Linked DNA regions of Homo sapiens: region 1 is linked to region 2. Evidence: chromatin contacts called from ENCODE Hi-C or POLR2A ChIA-PET data. All regions are on one chromosome and are shown on one strand. The core of a region is the stretch at or near the end of the contact, and the rest is flanking DNA. Distances in the headings are between cores, read along the strand shown.

Region 1 (5,576 bases), core at 1-2,500, 210 kb after region 2:
CTGGGGAGAGACAGGTACCTCTCATGGACGTTGCCCTCAAGAATGTGTTGTGTTTGTGTGGACTCTCGAATCTCACCCCCTTATTTTTTCCCTGGCATACATTTGGCAGTCTTCTGTCTCAGGCTTTTGTAATGCAGACTGATTCAGCCAAACTAAACAGTCAAGCAGTTTTCCTCTTTCAATCCTCTTTGCCTGTGGATTCTCCATACTCTTTGCACCAGAGTCTTCTTTCAAACAAAACTTTTTCCCTCTCTTGTTTCCAAATATTTTTAAAAGACTGAAAGTTACCTTACAATGTGCCAAACCAGAGCAGAAAATTATTGTGGCCTGTCTCCTTTTTATGTGATCCTTGTAGTAGTTAGGAATAAATATTTCTCCCATCAAAATAACTCTTTCCCCTTGCATTTGTTAACCAGGATGTTAAATTTTCACCCACACCTCTGGCTTAACCAAATGTTACTGTGATAGCGTGGTATCTGACACAATTAATCTAATACATTATGAGTAAAGTTGCTATCTGGATGCACAATGAATGCCCAGCCTCATGCAGTTCCTGTTGGTCTGTAGCAAATCAGTTTCTGTATCGTTCGGTACAATGCAAACAGAAGCCTCTTCCTTGTGGCCTTTGCAGGAAATGATTGTTGTCTTCCCTCCAAGTCTAAACTGCAGCATCTGGAGAAACATTAGTAACCTTGGATGTGTTTTTATGAAACCAGGGCAATGAAAACTGTAGAGTAACCCCAGATATGTGTGATATTTTCCAGGAGAAGTAGACCAATATTGAGATGGCCAATCTAGGGAGAATATTTTACTAAACAAGAAGGGTATGCATTTGGGTTAGGATAAGAGTGTTATTAAAAATAAGAGGTTCTTGAACTCATTTAAAATTTATAAAGACCTATTGTGGCATTTCTTCTCGTGACAAAGTCTTAGACACATTTCCTGACTTCTTTAACATCATGTGGAATGGTCCAAAACTCAGGAATTTGCTTCTCGAATAATCCCTCCTTTTGTAAGATCCAAAGGGAGCAGATGCCTGGCAGCTGCAGCTTAAGAGTCCATGACAGATTAAAGGAAAGTGTACAGCTGGAAACAGCTGCTGTCTCTGGAGCCCCACCCTGAGGGAAGCCAGAGGACAGGCTGAGGGGAAGGAACTGGGCAGGACATCAGCCGCTCTGGAGTATGCATATGTGTGTGACCCAGAGCTGCAGGAGGGACATGTTGGTGTGTTTCTATCAGCACAGCCTTCTCCAACAGTGTTGCCACATCTCCAGCAGACCCTTTGTTGCCAAGGGCATGGCGGTGTAACCACTGACAGCAGCAAAAAGAGTCGTGTCCCCATGGTGATAATGAATAGAAATTACAAGACTAATAGTCATAGCGATGAATATCAAACACATTCTAATGGTGTACTTGAAAGAAATCCTTAAAAATATTCAAGAAGGGCGTGAATTAAATGGAGGACTTATTTTTATTGACATGAATTTCTTATTAGAATAAAATTTTATGGCCTCAGGATTTTTAAAATATTTTATTCCTTAAAGTATACAATAAATTTTTACAGTGAATGTTGTACATATGTACCATATTTCAAGATTTTAAAAAATCAAAACTTCATGTGTTTGCTTGTAATCAGAATTGTGTTGTGTTTGACTTATGCATATATACAATATAATTATAATATTATAAACATGAAGAGCTACTTAAACATGAGTTAAGATGGAATTTATTTGTAATATGATTTTTTTTTTCTTTTTTTTTGAGACGGAGTCTCACTCTGTCCCCCAGGCTAGAGTGCAGTGACACAATCTCGGCTCACTGCAACCTCTGCCTCCTGGGTTCAAGTGATTCTCCTGCCTCAGCCTCCCGAGTAGCTGGGATTACAGGCGTGCACCACCACACCTGACTAATTTTTTTTTTTTTTGTATTTTTAGTAAAGATGGGGTTTCACCATGTTGGCCAGGCTGGTCTCAAACCCCTGACCTCAGGTGATCTCCCCACCTCAGCCTCCCAAAGTGCTAGGGTTACAGGTGTGAGCCACCGTGCCTGGCTGTAATACAATTTCTATATCTATGAAAAATTATTTTATTTCAGAAAAAATTCTGGAAAATAATGTTTATTATGTGGCAGTGACCCTAGAACTCATCACTAGTATAGAATGGACTTTGATTTACTGTTCTATCTACTGTGATGGTTATTAAACATACATGTGCCTTTCTAACTTATAGCACATGATCATTTAAATTTTATAATGACCTATTGAATTATGATGCTTCCTCCCATGACAAAATCCTATACATATTTTCACATACAAAAGTGGTCTGTGACCCAAAGCTAGTTGGTGGGGGCTCATATCTGCAACCAGGACCTAAGTGACAATTTTTAACCTAAGGAAAATACAATGGTCGTGATGTTTCCTATAATATGTATCACTTACTCTATCAAATCTAAGACACCATTAACTTTAAGAAACTATGTAGCCATTATTTTATGTGCCACTACAAAAACAAACAACTTCTGCCAACTATACTGACACAATTCTTTATTATCACATTAACTGTAAGATGCATTCCAATTTCAGAGATGTTAAAATGTAGAGGGAGAAAGTGAATCTTAGAATATTAATTGGGATGTGATTTTTACATATTAGATTTTCTGAAGGCAGATCACTAGAGCATCCTGGTTGCTTTCATCTTCCATTTGCAGCCTCTTTATCTTTCCAGATGTCATCATCTTACATCCAGCTTTCACTATCTGCTGACCCCCTCCCATCCCGTAGAGTTTTCACAGACTTCTTAGGGAACACCACAGAAGAAAAGCAAACAAGGTGACAAGATTGTTCACCACACCCTCCTCTCCCTTGTGTTGTGGGCACAGACCAGGACCAGCGCTGAGAGCTTCTAGCAACTCTGGAGGCCAACCCTGGAAATACATGGCCCCAAAAAGAAACCAGAGTTTACGACATAAACTTACTAGATTCCTTTAATTCCTGCCCTCATCATCATTTGCCTAGATTATTGCAGCTACCTCCTAATTGAGCTTCTGCCTCTAGCCTCACCCTTTTGTGATACATCTCTCAGACTTCAGCCAAAGTGGTCTTTTTAAGCCATAGTCTGTTTGTGTCACTTTCCTGCTTTCTGACCTTCATTTACTACTTGTAGGATTAAGTCCTTTAATGTAGCATAAAAAGACCAGTAATAACCTCCAGTCTCATATATTGCCTGTCTTCTCCAGTAATTCCAATAACAGTAAACATGTTGTTTTCCCCTCATTGCCTTTATTCATGCTCTCCCTTGGCCCACCCCACACCTTCCATGCCTGTAAATCTCCTGTTCATCTTTCAGCATCTAACTCACATTATCATCTCTACCTGGAGGCCATCTCAGAAACCTCTTCCTCTGTGCCTTCCCTCATACCAAGGACATATCTCCATTGTGCATATCACACTATATTAACATATTCGTCTGTTTCCTTACTCAACCATGAGTTCTTTGAGAGCAGTGTCTGACATATAGCTCAATAAGTGTTTTATTAATGTCATTTTGAATAGCAGTGATCAGTTTATTTCTCCCCAGCCACTTCCCCCTCCTACCCGACCCCTTGATCTTACATGACCTGTCTGTGCTGGACTCTTCCAAGGTTGAAAGTAGATGAAAGAGTCATGTGTATCTCTGCGTTCTCTTTAGTGTCAGCATCCCATCCAAGCAGACTCTGGCTGTTTCCCCAACTCTGAGCTACATCCTGTCTGCCTCTTCCAACTCCTTAGATGTTTCCCGTTGAAAAAAGACCATTTCTGTCAGATCATCTCGTCAGATGCTGACAAGCTAGGAAACAAATTCTGTTACTGCTCTTTTAGGAAGAAAGTTGGTTCCTAACTGCTCTGTTTGCAGTTTGGTGTTTTATAGAATTGGCTTTACCTTCATCTCCTTTCTTTTAGAAAGTTTTAACAGTTTTCGATAAATCTCATATAAAATCCAGCCATACAACTCCTTGCTCTTGGATTTTGAAAAGCCCAGACTCCATTTTACATAGTTGTGTTGTTCTGAGATGAAATTGGCCAGCTGTGTTAACCATGTCCAGCTATCAGCTGAAGGTTGCTGCCAAATGACATCATAACCTAAACAACAGAGATGATACAACAAAGAAAAAGGCCAAATGGAACATTCCCTCACATGTAAATGTGTTATCCAGTGGGGAGAAATGGGGCAGCCAGAGCCATAGAATTGTCAGACTGGACAGTATGGCTTTCCAGATGGTCACTGGTTGTGAATATTCAGATGTGTTCTGTGAACTGGCATCATTAGTGAGAGGCTTCATTCTGAAATTCTGTATTTTCTCTAGGATGCTGTAACTTCTTTCGTGAAAAATAATGTATTTGGCACCCTCACATACAGAGGTTTGCTGCAAACTTATCAACCTAGTAACTACTTTAAACGAGTTTAGAATGTGGGTTAGAAATTTTCCAAATGGTTTGTTTTATGCACCGAGATAATTCTTATGGTTCCTAGTAAGTGTCTATCCAGTCAAATTATTAAACTACTCTTGTGTTCTGACCCATATATAGAACTCACAATTTGTTTTCTAACCTTTTAGAAATATGAACTTGAGAAAGAGGGAGCATCACTTATATTTAAAAAACAAGAGATAAAACTTCTTTGTCCAGGAAATAATTATAGCCATTAACACCTGAGCTCACCCACTCAGGGATGGAAATGACCCTCACCTCAGATAGGACCATGCCACTGCCCTCCCGTAAGGAACTGAAAAGAAATGCCAATGTCAGGAGTTCCAACTAAAATTGAAAATACACATAAGACAAGCCATAGATAGAACTGGTTTAAGAGTGCATGTATCTTCTAAAATTACCACATTTTACTTCATAAGTCCTTCTTATCCTTGCAGAAGGAAGGAAAATGTTACTTGAAGGTTTATACTTGCGGAAATTACAGGTAGTTTTCATTTTGCATATGACTCAGTAGTGGATAAATTTGGCCAAGTCCAGAGACAAAATGCCATAATTTGCACTTAAGTGGAAATGAATGCAAATGTCCATTTGATGTAAATTTTACTTGCTTCTCTGAATACGTTTTAAAGTTTGCAAACTGCAGTATCTGTGCCTGCCAAATATTATCATTTTCTGGTTTGTTACTGGAGTAGGAGGCCATAATAAAAGAAGAACCTGCTGACTACTACATCAATTTTTTAAGTCAATTTGGAAAAAAAAATCTTTATCCTCTTCCTTTAAAATGAAGTATAACTCCTACATGTTCTAACAGTGTTTCCATCCTCCATACCCCTCATTTTTTAAAACAATAGACTTGTGCACCTGAGAGCCCATGGTTAAATGAAACAAATACATATTTGTTAAAAGATAGACTTCATATCTCCAAACTCCTCTTTCTACTGTTGAAACGACACTCTGAGGACAAAATAGGCGTTCGTAAAATCTCCTTTGTATCAGAGATCATATTGTCAGTGGACAGTGGCACAAAAAGAAGAATGTTTCTGTTTTTTTCCTAATGTGTCTCTTAAACTCACTGTAGCTATTTTTACCTGTGACTTCATTATTTTATATT
Region 2 (5,750 bases), core at 2,826-5,325:
TAAGCACAAGAAACATGAAGATTTCACTAAGACACAATATGAAACTGCTTAAAACTAATGATAAAGGAAAAACTATTAAAATCAGTCAGAAAAATCACAGACAGTGGAGAAACAAAGATGACAGCACACTTCTCTTTGAAAAAAAAATTCAAGACAGAAGACAAGTGGGGCAGCATCCTTTTTTAAATTCTTTAATTTTCAAATTTAGGAATAGCATCTTTAAATTACTGAGACAAAGACACTATCAACCTAGAATGGTATACCCTGAAAAATACATATTTCAAAAATGAAAGCAAAGTGAAGGTTTTCTCAAACATATAAAAAATGGAAGACTTTATCACCAGTTGACTTGTACTACAAGAAATGTCTAAGAAATTTCTTCAGGCAAAAGAAAAATGATACCACATGGAAATTCACAGAACTATACACAAAATGTACCCAAAAAACCCCAACCACAACAAATGAGTGCAGGCAAAATCTGACAAAATCAGGCTGGCCAGGGTGACATGCACCTGTATTCCCAGCATGCTGAGGGTGCTGAGGGTGCTGAGTTTGAGAGGACCACCTGAGCTCAGAGGTTCCGGAACAGCCTGGACAGCAAAGCTGAGACCCCATCTCTTAAAAAAAAAAAAAAAATCTGGCTGGGTGCAGTGGCGTAGTCCCAGCACTTTGAGAGGCCTAGGTGGGCAGATCATGAGGTCAAGAGATCAAGACCATCCTGGCCAACATGGTGAAACCCCATCTCTACTAAAAATACAAAAAATTAGCTGGGCATGGTGGTGGGCGCCTGTAGTCCCAGCTACTGGGGAGGCTGAGGCAGGAGAATTGCTTAAACCCAGGAGGCGGAGGTTGCAGTGAGCTGAGCCCCACTGTACTCCAGCCTGGTGACAGAGTGAGACTCTGTCCAAAAAAAAAAAAAAAAACTGGCAAAATCTGAATAAGGTTTGTAGTCTAGTTAATTGTATTCTCCCAGTGTCATTTTCCCATATAACTCACTGTGGTTATGTAAAATGTTACCTTTGGGAAAACTGGGTGATGGGTACATGGTTCTATCTGTACTGTTATGGGGTTTTCATATTTATTAATAACAGCTATACTGAAATGTAATTCACATACCAAAAAATACATCCTTTTAAGATGTACACCTCAGTGATACTTTAGTATATTTACAGACTTGTGTAACTATCACCACTAATTTTAGAGCATTTTTATCACCCCCCCCCAAAAAAAAATGTCCCGTGCCCATTCACAGTCACTCCCCACACAACCCAGTCCTAGGCAATGGCTTGTCTACTTTTTATTTCCACAGATTTGCCTATTCCAGACATTTCATATGATTGGAATCACACAATATGTAGTCTTTTGTGTCTGATTTTCTTAGCACAATACTTTCAGTGAGTGTTCTTTCATTTTATGGCATGTATCAGTATTTCTTTTTTTTTCATGGCCAAATGTTCCCTAATGGGAATATATGACATTTTATTTATCCATTCACCATTTGAGGGACAGTGGGGTTCTATTTTTGACTGTTATGAATAACACTGCTATGACCATTCATGTACAAGTTGATGTGTGTTTTCAGTTCTTTTGGGTATATGCCTAGGAGTAGATCTGCTGAGTCACATGGTAACTCTATGTGTAACATCTTGAGGAACTGCCAAACTATTTTCAAAGTGTCTGCACAATTTTACATTGCTACCATTATTGTATGAAGGTTCCAATAAATTTCACTATTTCTTATTGCTTGTCTTTTTTGTTTTACCCATCCTAGTGGATATAACTTGATATCTCCTTGTGGTTTTGATTTGCATTTCCCTTAATGACTAATTATGTCAAACATCCTTTCATGTACTTATTGACCATTTGTATACCCTCTTTGGTGAAATGTCTATTCCAGTATTTTGCCTATGTTCTAATTCATTTATTTGCCTTTTTATGGTTGAGTAGTAGGAGTTCTTTATGTAGTCTGGGTTCAAGTCCCTTGAACACATGATTCACATATATTTTCTCCCATTTAGTGGGTTGTCTTTTCACTCTCTTGATGGTATCCTTTGAAGCATGACACTTCTTAATATTGATGAAGTCTGATTTATCTGTTTTTCCTTTTGTCACTTGTGCTTTTAGTGTCATATCTAAGAAATCATTGCCTAACCAAAGGTCACAAAGTTTACTACCATGTTTTCTTCTAAGAGTTTTATAGTTTTAGCTTATACATTTAGGTCCACAATACATTTTTAGTTAATTTTGATATATGAGGTAGGGCTTCATCTTCATACCTTTGTTTGTGGTTATCCAGTTGTCCCAACACCGTTGAAGAGATTATTTTTTCCCATTGAATTGTCATTGCATCCTTGTTAAAAATCATTTGGCCAAGGCAGGAATGGTGACTCATGCCTGTAATTTTAGCACTTTGGGAGGGTGAAGTGGGAGGATTGCTTAAGCCCAGGAGTTCAAGACCAGCCTGGGCAACATAATGAGGCACCATCTCTACAAAAAAATTTTTAAAAAAATTATCCAGGCATGGCAGTGCATACCTGTAGCCCTAGCTACTCAGGAGGCTGAGGCAAGAGGATTGCTTGAGCCCAGGAGGTCGAGGCTGCAGTGAGCCATGGTTGTACCACTGCATTCCAGCCTGGGCAACAGAGCGAGACCCTGTCCTAGAAAAGAAAAAAAAAGATCAATTGACCATAATGTAAGAGTATTATTTCTGGACTCTTTATTTCATTGGTCTATTCTGATGCCAGTACCATACTGCCTTGATTAATGTTGCGTTGTAATAAATTTTGAAAATAGGAAATGTGAGTCTTCCAACTCTGTTCTTCTTTTTAAAGGTTGTTTTTTAATTTTGGGCCCCTTATATTTCCATATAATTTTTATGATCAGCTGGTCAATTTCTGCAAAAATAAGGGAAGAAGGAAAGGAAGCGAGTAAGCAAGCAGCTGGAATTTTGATAAGGATTGCATTAAATTGGTAGATTGATTTGGGGAGTATTGATATCATAACAAAATTGTCTTCCAAACCATGAACATGGAAAACCATAATGCACCCTCCCCCCTGCAAAAAAAGAAGATTTGATACACACAATATGGATGAAACTCATTCTAAAATACACATTGCCTCCAAAGACCAGACAATCTTTAAAGTATGTCAAAGAATTTTCTTAAATTTTTTTAAATCACTTTCTCTGTTCTTAAAAATTAAGAACCCAATAACCCTGATAATTTAGCACTGATTTCTCTCTCTTAAGCTACCACTATTTCCATTAAATCCTCCCTTTTAGTGATCTTCAAATGGCCCTATTGTTAATTGTAATGAGGGGGAAAAAGGCTATCTTTATTCCACTGGCCAGACTTTTTTCTCCTGGTAAATTTTCATTTTGCAGGCAGAGAGGTTTTATCGTAGCAGTTACTTGCAAGTGGGAAGTAGAAATGAAACAAAAAGGGAAGAAAAATGGTAGTATTTAAGGAAGAATGCAGAATCAACGTACACTAAGTAGGAAAAAAATGAAAATGCGTGACCTGGTGACATTTTAAGCATATTTTAAATGAAATGGTTTGGAGGGGAGGACCTGGCTTTGTGTTTCAACATACAGTATTTGAATACACTATTATGTTGGTGCAAAAGTAATTGTGGTTTTTGCCATTACCTTTAATGGTGCCATAATGGCAAAAACCTCAATTACTTTTGCACCAAACTAATAAATTCCTGCAAGTGAGAAGCTGTTCATCTGGTCCTACAGAGCAACTTCAAAATATATTTCAGATATTCCCACCTTTTAAAAAAATATATTATTTATTTTTCAGACAGGATCTTGCTCTGTTGCCCAGGCTGGAGTGCAGTGACATGATCATGGCTAACTGCTACCTCGGCCTCCTGGGTTCAAGCAGTTCTCCTGCCTCAGTCTCCTAAGTAGCTGGGACCACAGGCGCGCGCCACCACACCCAGCCAATTTTTGTATTTTTTGCAGAGACGGGGTTTCACCACGTTGCCCAGGCTGGTCTTGAACTCCTGGGCTCAAGTGATCAACCTGCCTCGGCATCCCAAAGTGCTGGGATTTCAAGCATGAGCCACCGCGCCTGGCCCCACCCTTGTTTGTTTTCAGAAGTAACTATTTTTAATTTATTTTAAAATAGGAAATGAAAGTGGAATAGGGAAGAGGTTACTGACAGTTAAGTCTGTAATCTAGAAACCAGAAAGGAAGTGCCTCTACTGTTTCTACTTTATTCCACCAGAAATCCTGGCATACTTTCAGGAAGAGGAGACAGAGGCAGCCGTTGATAATCTAAGACTTAAGATGGAGGGATTCGCAATTAGGTCCCTGTCTGTTATTTGAGAAGCCCCCACTAATTCATCTACTAGGCCTTTCATAATGTGTAAAATTTTACTCAAGATCAACAAATAAGAAAAGTTCAAAACAAATGTAATTGCCAAAGATAGTTTTTTCGTATCATAACCTGGTATCGGATTTCTTTCGTTATAGAGTGCACGACAGATAATATATTAATGTCATCCTCAAATGATATTTTGAGACGAGGTAAGTAAATAGGAAAGAAAAAGTAGATTTAGCAAGGTTTAAAAAATACCAGTCAAACCAGATGAAAAGGACCTGGTGTGGTAGCAGTATCTAATATAGCCACTCACAGAAGAATTCTTGAACTTCTTTCTGCATTAGTACTTGGAAGTACTGAAAGTAGTAATGTAGAAAGGGTTGCAGTTATCTGTCTCTTAAGAACCTCCATTCGATTACCTTACTTAGTGTTTACAACATGCTTTGTTAAGATTATTGAGATTAACATGCTATGAGCAATATGCCTATTATTACAAGTTATCTCTTATTCAGACATTCTCACCATTTGTAATATTTCTTTCCAGTGAGGAAGACACTGTGTTGTGCTCATTGGGAGCATAGATTCTGGAGTCAGGGAGCTCAAGTTCTAATCCTGGCTCTGCCATTTACTGGTTTTATTACTTTGAGCAAATAATTTAATGTATCTGTGCCTCTATTTTCTCATCTGTAAAATGAGGGTAATAATTTCTACCTTAGAAAGTGGAATCTAAAGTTATGAAGGTTAAGCTAATATATGTAAAGTGTTTACACTAGTGACTTGTACATCATAAGCATTATGTAAGTATATGCTAAATAAATATATACTCTTATTTTCCATATAGATTATAAACTTTTCAAAGTCAATGACTATATCTCCGTGTTGTATAAATTCTCGTATCTGTTGTTAACCATGTACATAGGAAACACTTATTATCAGAGTAACTTTGTAGGAGACAGTGAAATAGAGCCCCAGAATATCTAGAGGTCTGGAATCTACAATGAGAAAAATTTGCAAAAGATTAGTTAGTTTAACCTTTAGGAGGGAGGAAAGTGTTACTCATTAATTTGAAGAGACCAGTTTTGCCTTTTCATTTTATCAAGGAATAAGAAGCTTTCAATTGTTCTTGAGAAAAAAATAAGTTATCTAAATGTTTATAACATAAAAATAACCCTACTGATTCTCTTATTTCTGTTCTGTGGCAAAGAAATCTATTTATGTTGCCTCTGGGAGGATAATAGGAGAGGAAAAATAGAGCCTTGTTTTTCTACCTTGACATACATTCAGTGAGAGTTTTGTAGAGATTTTTCACAGATGGAACTTGAGTTCAGTACTAATACACAAAAATACACATATACCCTATCTCTGACCCCCAGCTTGTGACTTTATTAGAGAAGTTGATATAAATGTTAAATGGAATAATAA

The links. Hi-C counts contacts between places; a loop is a spot of excess contacts on that map. ChIA-PET counts read pairs that join two places held with the same protein, here RNA polymerase II (POLR2A). Pooled maps may share reads with other maps.
Region 1: a loop to region 2 is called in a map of dorsolateral prefrontal cortex, with 3 times the contacts of the local background. The contact joins two enhancer-like sites. A Hi-C loop is called at or near these places in 3 of 168 maps with a recorded cell type or tissue (aorta and dorsolateral prefrontal cortex), 1 of 37 single-sample maps with no recorded cell type and 6 of 50 pooled maps. POLR2A ChIA-PET finds 5 or more read pairs at or near these places in 3 of 52 experiments (HCT116, Panc1 and activated CD4-positive, alpha-beta T cell).

Annotation. Positions count from the first base shown.
Region 1 is chr17:63,398,901-63,404,476 of GRCh38, forward strand. TANC2 (tetratricopeptide repeat, ankyrin repeat and coiled-coil containing 2) reads left to right here. Exons shown (of 28, transcript NM_001394998.1): 19 at 1-14. All of the region lies in intron 2 of LOC105371856 (a long non-coding RNA gene), which reads right to left. Among named protein-coding and RNA genes, the nearest start is that of CYB561, 45 kb to the right of the region's middle. RefSeq lists a silencer at 1,088-1,382. Within about 2 kb of position 1,251, at least 9 of the 41 ENCODE cell types and tissues checked have a DNase peak (open chromatin) inside an H3K27ac peak, as active enhancers do.
Region 2 is chr17:63,187,681-63,193,430 of GRCh38, forward strand. All of the region lies in intron 5 of TANC2 (tetratricopeptide repeat, ankyrin repeat and coiled-coil containing 2), which reads left to right. Among named protein-coding and RNA genes, the nearest start is that of TANC2, 220 kb to the left of the region's middle. Within about 2 kb of position 4,076, at least 5 of the 41 ENCODE cell types and tissues checked have a DNase peak (open chromatin) inside an H3K27ac peak, as active enhancers do.